2 separate regions of the Mus musculus genome follow, and region 2 is linked to region 1. The links are chromatin contacts, found by Hi-C or POLR2A ChIA-PET in ENCODE. All regions are on one chromosome and are shown on one strand. Each heading gives the region's core, a stretch centred on a gene start or an enhancer-like site at or near the end of the contact. The rest is flanking DNA. Distances are from core to core; before and after follow the strand shown. Region 1 overlaps Vav2 (vav 2 oncogene). Region 2 overlaps Vav2 (vav 2 oncogene).

Region 1 (3,962 bases), core at 673-3,172:
AGGGCCTGGAGTATCCCACACTGGCCTGGATGCTGTGTGGCCAAAGACAACGCTGATCCTCCTGCCTCCGCCTTCCTCCTCCCCTGCCCCCGATGCTGGATTACAGTTAGTGCCCCTGAGTCCAGTTTACTCAGGGCCCTGTGCATGAAAGGCAAGCACTCTGCCAACTAAACCACACTCACATCCCATTCCTTGTCATTTAAAGAGCAAACATGACTCACAACACCAAAGCAAACTCCCCTGTGTTCAAAAGCAGTGTGTTAACTGTGCAGTGATCAGAAAGCAGGGATGACTGGCAAATGGTCTGAACCCCACAAATGTTCATGCTTCAGGTCACACTCATGACACATAAGAATGGGCTGGAGAGATGGCCCAGCGGTTAAGAGGCTCTGAGTTTGATTCCCAGCAACCACATGGTGGCTCACAACCATCTGTCCCGGGTCTGACGCCCTCTTCTGGCGTGCAAGCACACATGTAGACAGAGCACTCATCAGACACTGCTTGGCAGTTCTCCTTGCCCTCTGATGAGCCAGCCAGCTCTGTAGAGGGTTCCTCTGGAGATGAAGATGGGTATGCCAGCCTAGATATCGGGCTTCCAGGTTTCTACTTCGCCAAGCTCTCCAGGAAAATCTCCAAGAAGAGGGGATGTTTGAGCGGGGAAAAAAATCAATGGTTCAATATCAAAATGACTCTGGGAATCAGACGGCATTTGGAGGAGCAGTCATCACTTGGGGTTGAGGGCGCTATTAGCATCCGATGGGTGGGGGCAAGGGCGTGCTTAAGGTCTCCTATTGCAGAACACCCCAACACAGAGAGACCTAGACCCAACATGGGGCCAAGCAGGGCTGAGTCCAGGAACAGCTCATCTCTTCTCCCCGGAGTATGCCTGAGAGAGGGCCAACCCTGACTGACAGCCCCCAGTCTGATTCCTAGACAAGGGGCAAGCTGAGGGCCAGCTCTCAGGTTGAGATGACCGTGGCCCCACCCCCAAGCCGAACCCTGCCCACTGCCCACCCTGAGGACAGGGAAACAGGAGGGCCACAGAGCAGACGAAGCGTCCTGCCTCTGGTCGCCACAGCCTGGGGTTCAGGCTGGGAAGGGAGAAAGAGAGCCAGGCTGTCAATAGGACATCCATCTCCTGAGCCCTACACGTGGATGACCTCATCCGCACAGTAGGTAGAACTGGATGAAGGCTGATACTGCCCGACCTCCCTCCTACTCCCGGCAGGCTTCGCAGGCAGCCACGGCTTACCAGGTTTTCTATGGAGCACTGGAACTCGCTAATCTTCTTCAAGGTCTCCTTGTCCCGCTTCACTTCATTGATGTACATGGCCAAGTCCTGGAAATCAAGACAGGATCAGGGCACTGAGTCACACACGGGGTGACCTCCCAGCCCCTTCCTAGCCCAGCTGGTCATTCCACACTCTTCCTCCATCTTGCCTGGGGCCACTCCAACTCTGGGCTATGGGAGTAAAAACCACCACACACAGGGAACCAGGAAGGAATAAGGTGAAGAACACAACATTTGAACCCAGAGTACACACTATGCTGAAGAGGGTGCTGGGAACCCCCAAATCCAGGTTCCCCTCACTCAGAAGGCCTTCTGTGTCAGAATGGAGATGCAGCCCAGCATGGATAAGCCACAGTGGGTCACACACAGCCACTGTTTAGACCTTTCTGCTCTCACGAAGCCCCTGTCCCACCTTCCCTGAAGAGCCTGGGTATTCTGTAAGTGGCTGGGGGAGATGGAGTGGGGGGAAGGTATGAGCCCTACATAGTACTGCAATCCTCTAGTCAGTCACCAGGGGGCAGTGCTCACTTTGCTTCAGAAAGTTTGAAATGGTCTGGAAGCAATGCCCAGGGGCGGCTGGGACAGAACAGCAGGGATCCTACCCAGAAAGCAGAGCAGAGAGGAAATCCCCGGCACACAAAAGCCAGACCCACATCCTGGAGCCAGTTCCTACCTCCCTTATGGCCTCTCTTGCTTCTGGGATCACTTCAAGGGCCAGCCTACAAACCTTGCTACTGGCAGCTCCCTACCAGAAGCCACAGTTTATAAAGGGTGGGTTTTGTTCTAAATCAACAGCAGCGACAGATCTGAGCGTGTGTGGCCCTGTGCACCCTGGCAGGAGTCACAGAAGTGCACGTCTGGGAAGGAGATTCCCACAGAGACAGTAGAGCTCCGGAGGCAAAGCAGCCAGCTAACAGAGTTGCATGGAGTGTGTACTGCAACCCTGAGGAAAGCTTAGCTCCAGGGCAGTGACAGCCCAGACACTGGCTGGATGAATGGTTTTCTGCTTTGCATTGGGGACATTAAAGGCTTTTAGATTCCCTGCTGTATTAGTTTTCACTGAGGGCACTTCAGTTAGAGAACTGCATTGATCACACGGTCTTGTGTGGCCATGTCTGAGAGATTGTCCTGACTGACGATGGAGGAGAGAGGGAACTGCCCACTGGAGGTGGCGCCAATCCTAGGCTATAGAAGAGAGCTAGCTAAGCGCTCCAGAAAGTGAGACAGTAAGCAGCCTTCTTCCATGGTTTCTGCCTTGAATTCTTTCCCTGATTTCCCTTCATGACAGACTGTGACCTGGGAATATAATCTAAAATAAAACTTTTCCTCCCCTAAGTTGCTTTTGATCGTGGTTGTTCATCACAGTAACAGAAAGCAAACCAGGCCGCCTTCTAAACTTTGCAGTTTGAAGAGCCTCCCGTGAAAAGAAGAACACAGAGTCACAAACCCTCTTTGGAATGTCAGGAGCTATATAACCTCAGGGTACTTTGCCACAAAGGGACCCGAAGCCACACACTGGCCAGGCTTGGGTTCAGGGTACACCTGCAGTATGAGTCACATGCTCCAGGAATGGCTGACACTGAATTGTGTCTGCAGTGGGAAGATGTGGTGGTCCCTCTGCTGCGGTGACCTCAGTTCCCCAGGGGCGCCAGCCAGAGGTCCCCATGTCAGCCATGGCACCCACATTTAAGTCCATTCAAAACTGATGCAAACTTTTCCAGCTGCATGAAGTCTGCTCTCAGAGAGCAGGTAGCTTTGAGAGCCAGCGTCCTCCCCCTGATCCTGTGTGGGAGTTAGACTGCAGCACCTTCCTCTTCAAACAAGGTGTGTCTTGGGAAAAGAAGGGGACCATGGACCAGAGGACTCAGGGGTCAGGGGTCAGAAGTCAAGGCTGGAACTCACTGCTTCTATAACACTGCAATGCCAAAGGGACCTAGCCTGTGTCAGGCATTTCACCTTGTCTAAGACAGGTGTCTATGAGAGGCACAGGTATGACTGTGGGGTAGCCTGACAGTCCCTTGGCTAAGGAGTCTGGAAGGTGACTTTCTTGGACTGTGTCAAGTTCATGGCAAAGACAAGATGAGTGGGATGCAGGCAGATTAAGTGAGGAAGAGGACATGTCCTGAGCACACCTTGGGGTGGGAAAGAATAGAGCATGCCCAGGAATCTGAGCATGGCCAGGCTTCCCCGGAATCTGAGGCGTTCCTGTTACACACATCTTCAATGACCCTGGCCTGATTCAGAGAACAGCAGAAGCCACAAAGGTTTCTGAGCAGAACACAGACGAGCTTCTGAGGGCAGTGGACGGCCATACATGAGGCATAGAATGGCTGGGCAGGGGCCTTCAAAGCCAGCACGTGAAAAGGGACCTTCCAGTGAGTGACAGGGCATGGGCATGGGACAGACCTTCATCAGCAGATGCCCAGGAGGAAAAGAGGTACCCCAGGATAGAGCTGGCACCCAAAAACCATTGATGACCCCAGTGGACACTTGAAAATACAGTGTGGGGACAGGGCAACTGCAGGCAAGTGAAGTTGGGGACTTTGGACACATGGTGCAAGCAGCCTAGCCTGCTGCTCCTTCCACCATCATGTAAGTCTAAGCCCAACCGCAGTGTCCTGTCAGTGTTACCAAGGAGCTCAGTCTGGATCCAGGAGTGTGTGCACACTGG
Region 2 (3,962 bases), core at 843-3,342, 37 kb after region 1:
CTTCCATATCTGAACATTCCTGAACACTCACTTCCTCATACCCACTTCTGGGAAGCCAAGCTTCCCCTGCACCGGCATGGGGATTAGGCGGATACCCCCACAGGAAGAAAACCACAGCAGGCAAGAAACCCCCAGCATCTCAGGCCCAGAGGCAGCCTGACCTCCTGAGCAGCATCTAATTCCTGCTCGGCCCTCCTCTGCACCCCCTCACCCCCCCCCCAGACCCTTTATCTAAGCATCCAGATACCCCAGGGGACACAACTGACAGCACAAAGGTATCTCTGGCCAAAGGATTGAGACTTGAGAACAACTAAAGGAGCACCCGGAGCCCAACTTAAAATGAAGCCCAACCCTTTCAACAACTCCAACCGCCCCTCCTCCTTCCTCTCCTACCCTACTCTACCTCCAAGGACATTTATTCAAGCTGGCCACTGGCCAGTTGTCACAGACCCAGGAGCACCTGGGGCTTTGTGATTTTGGCACTAGGACTTCTATGCCCATCTCTGAACAGTGATCTCCACCAAGTGCAGACATACAACCTGTATCTGCAGCTTGGTTGTTAAAGTAGCCAGAGAAAGACCCCAGAATCAGCTGCCCTCCTTCTACAACCTGGGAATATAACTGTGGTTGATTCTAGTGGATAGGACCTTCCCTACCCAAGAACTCCTCCACCCCAGAATAAGGCAACCTCTCTCACCTCTGTAAGATAGGCAAGCTTTCCAAACTGGTATCTACAAACAACCTTGACCAGGAGCCAAGCCACTGCCTCCACCTGGTTCATTCCAGGGGGATGGTGAGATCTGAAGGAAGGAGCCAAGAGCTAGGCCCCTCAAAGTAAGAGATCTTAGTTTCCTGGCTCATCTGAGCCGCACTGCAAAAGGTGGGCAGCACAAATGTTTACATCGAAACAAACCAGGAAAGGCTCTCATCCAGGAATCACATCACCCCTTTGTGCATCCTTTATGTAGTGGTGTAGGTCCCTTCCCTACAAGCCCACTCTGCTGGGCCTCAGGCCTCAGGCCTTGCTCCCATAGAGCCCCTGTAAGCACCAGCTCCAGTTGCTGAGAGCCTTTTCCTTGAGCAGCCTGCAGGACCACCCAGGTCCCCTCACAAGTCCACAGAGGCCTTGGCCTCTAGGTGCTCCTGCACCCTGCTGTTTCTTCCCATGACAGACTTGAAGAAAGATGTAGCCTTGAAACAAATGTGGCCCCAGAAGGTACTAGAGCTGCATGTGAGAAGGTACTCAGATTAGCATCTGGCTTTGGTACAACTTGGTTCATCAGATCATCTCAAAAACGTGGGACCCAAAATATGTTCTGCAGGCTCTGTAGACATTTCAGGTGGATGTGACCTGGATTGAGACAACAGCATCTTGCTTCCGTTTTCTAGTGCTGGTTCAGAGAGCATGTGCAGACCTTGAGACTGTATACATCTCACCAAATCCCTGTGTGTGACCTCACCCATTGGGTGGTCTGATCCTTCATGGCCTGGCTGTGCAATAGGTGGGAACAGGTCAGACTGTGTGCCCTGAGTCCTGCAAGTGAGACAGCCAGAGAGCTCACATGTGCCTAGATGTATCTATCTATCCTGTAAGGAGAGGCAACAACTCCCCACCCCCACCCCCGTGCAGGGGTGACACTTCCAGTGCTGGAATGGGTACAGACTGGTCCCCTAGTTCCACATGTAGACAACACTACTTGCAGGCCTTGGCCAGGCCTCCACATTGGACCCCGAGACTTCCTCAGATCACAGGAAGGAAGAAGGGACTGGCACTAAGGCACTAACCACCCTCAGGGTCAATTCTGCTCTCCTCAGACATGAGGGAGTGAGCTAGGTGAGCGCAGAGGCCAGCATTGGTGACAAAGCCCAGAGACGGGCACACAGGGGCACGACTGAACCACAGGTCCCTTTGGCACCACTTGGCCAGGGAGGAGGCAGCCACGCAGAGTTGAAAGGCACACCAAAAGCCTGGAGGTGAGAGCTGCTTAATTATTCAAACAGGCACCTGGGTAGCCACATCCTAATTGGCGGGAAGGCCTTGAAACCCTGGTGTCTGTCTTATTAAAAACAGCTCTCCTACTAAACAGCACCAACTGTCAAAACATGCCCACAGACGGGTCGTGATTGGTCTCCTCAGCCGCCATCCCGCCCAGTCCAGACAGTGGGGTGAGTAGTGTGCCTTGCTCCACACCACACCCCTGCTAGTTCTCCGGTCAAAAAAGCAGGCCAGTGTCATACCACCAACAGAGAGTGGGGAAGAGAACAGCTTTGGCCTGGGAAAGTCTGAGTGGCTGCAGCAGAAGGCATGCTCTCACTTCAGAGGTCCAGGTTGGTATCAGAATTACAAGAGTTAGGGTCTAAGTTTCCAGCCTCAGTGACCTCATCTGATAAATGGGGACAAACCAGGCACTTCCACACAAATAGCAAGGGAGGTGATGGTGAGGGCACCTGGATCCTGCTCTAAGTAGAATAATCCCAGTGGCCTCCTGGGCAGAGGGGACATAAGGACTCCGCCAATTGGGGACAGAGTCTGGTGATACAGGAGTTCAGTTACCATAGGGTTGGGCTAGGACCACAATGGAAGCCAGACTGGACATATAAGAGGGTTCTGCCACTTTAATGAGACTTGGGAAGTAGGGACAATAAGGCAAAGCCACTGCCACAGCCCTGACAGTGATCTCTGGTCTCTGCCAAGGCCCAACAGGGGTGAGGATAAGGGAAGTAGGGTGCAGCTGACTCAGAGCCTCCTGGGGCCAGACTCCGACTGACCCCCGACTCCCACAGGGCCCTTGTGGCCTGCATCTAGAGCCCCACAGAAACAGTTAGGGCTCTGCTGTGCCCCGCCCTGTCTGGGGAAGCCTAGGGAGGAGCCTCTGCTGATAACCCAGGAATGTTGCTTCTCAGCTTCTCGTACCCTGGATTCAGAGCCTCTAGCAGGCAGAGGTTTGGTAGGAAGAGGCCAGCTGATAGATAGATACACAGGGCATTCCTGCGCCCCGGCCCCCTCCTACATACCAGTCAAAGCAAGTTGGGGGGGGGGGTTGATCAGGCTGATAATGGAAAGTCCTGGCGGGCACACAAGCAGCATCATAGCCATAGTCAAGAACAGAGGGAAACAAGGCAACCATGCTTGTTTGCTGTTTATGCCCAGCTAGCTTTCTTCACTCTTAAATGCTTTAGGGCCCAGGGAAATGGTTCCACACATGGAGGGCTGCATCTTCCTACATCAATTAACAATCAAGATGATTCCCCACAGACATTATCACAAACCAATCTGATGCAGACAGTACCTCAATAGACTCATTCTTCCCAGGTGACCGTAGTTTGTACCAAGTTCACAGTTAAGACTAACCAGCACAGAACTCCATGCTACACACTTCCCACCTGGGCAACACCCTATGGGCAGCCTGCCTGAATGAACACTTAGGACGAATCCTCCAGGGACCAGGCCCTCCCATACAGGCCTCAGGGGTCCCCAGAGCTTGGCCAACTGCACTTTCCCAACCTCCAAGCTCAGGCCCCAGGAGCCAACCACCACTGTGGCATGGTCCCTACCCAGGACAAAGCTTGAACCATCAAAGTTCTGCTGAGGACCAGAAGGCTCCCCTCAAGGCCTCCTGGCCCAGGCCTGGGAAGTCTGCTGTGAGTTGAGCAATGTTAGGCGCTCAGTAGACATGACAATTCTGCTATGTGACAGTTCAGGGACCAGAGACAATGAGTCCCACCCACCGGGAGAAACAAAGATAGAGGTCTGGGTCTGCCTAGGGTCCTTGACCTTAGGGTCCAGACTCTTGGCTTCAGCTAGATTCTGCAAGCAAGCCCCAACGGGGCCTCGCTCAGCCTCAGACTGCCCCAAGCTTTATGGGCACCCTGGTCATGAAGCATGCAGCAGCTTTTGAAAAAGAGCATGTTCCCTTCCGCCTCTCCACAGCCTTCCTGCCATGACCCTTGTCCTGGTGGGG

What was found. A loop is a pair of places that touch in the nucleus more often than their neighbours do. ChIA-PET counts read pairs that join two places held with the same protein, here RNA polymerase II (POLR2A).
Region 2: a map of v-Abl transformed pro-B cells shows a loop between it and region 1 (2.2-fold over the local background). The contact joins two enhancer-like sites. A Hi-C loop is called at or near these places in 2 of 37 maps with a recorded cell type or tissue (heart and v-Abl transformed pro-B cells). POLR2A ChIA-PET finds 5 or more read pairs at or near these places in 2 of 5 experiments (Patski and embryonic stem cell).

The regions. Positions count from the first base shown.
Region 1 is chr2:27,287,354-27,291,315 of GRCm38, forward strand. Vav2 (vav 2 oncogene) reads right to left here. Exons shown (of 28, transcript NM_009500.2): 12 at 1,253-1,339. Among named protein-coding and RNA genes, the nearest start is that of Sardh, 42 kb to the left of the region's middle. Within about 2 kb of position 1,923, at least 1 of the 3 ENCODE cell types and tissues checked has a DNase peak (open chromatin) inside an H3K27ac peak, as active enhancers do; it is heart, where a contact is called at or near this core.
Region 2 is chr2:27,324,444-27,328,405 of GRCm38, forward strand. All of the region lies in intron 3 of Vav2 (vav 2 oncogene), which reads right to left. Among named protein-coding and RNA genes, the nearest start is that of Sardh, 79 kb to the left of the region's middle. Within about 2 kb of position 2,093, at least 1 of the 3 ENCODE cell types and tissues checked has a DNase peak (open chromatin) inside an H3K27ac peak, as active enhancers do; it is heart, where a contact is called at or near this core.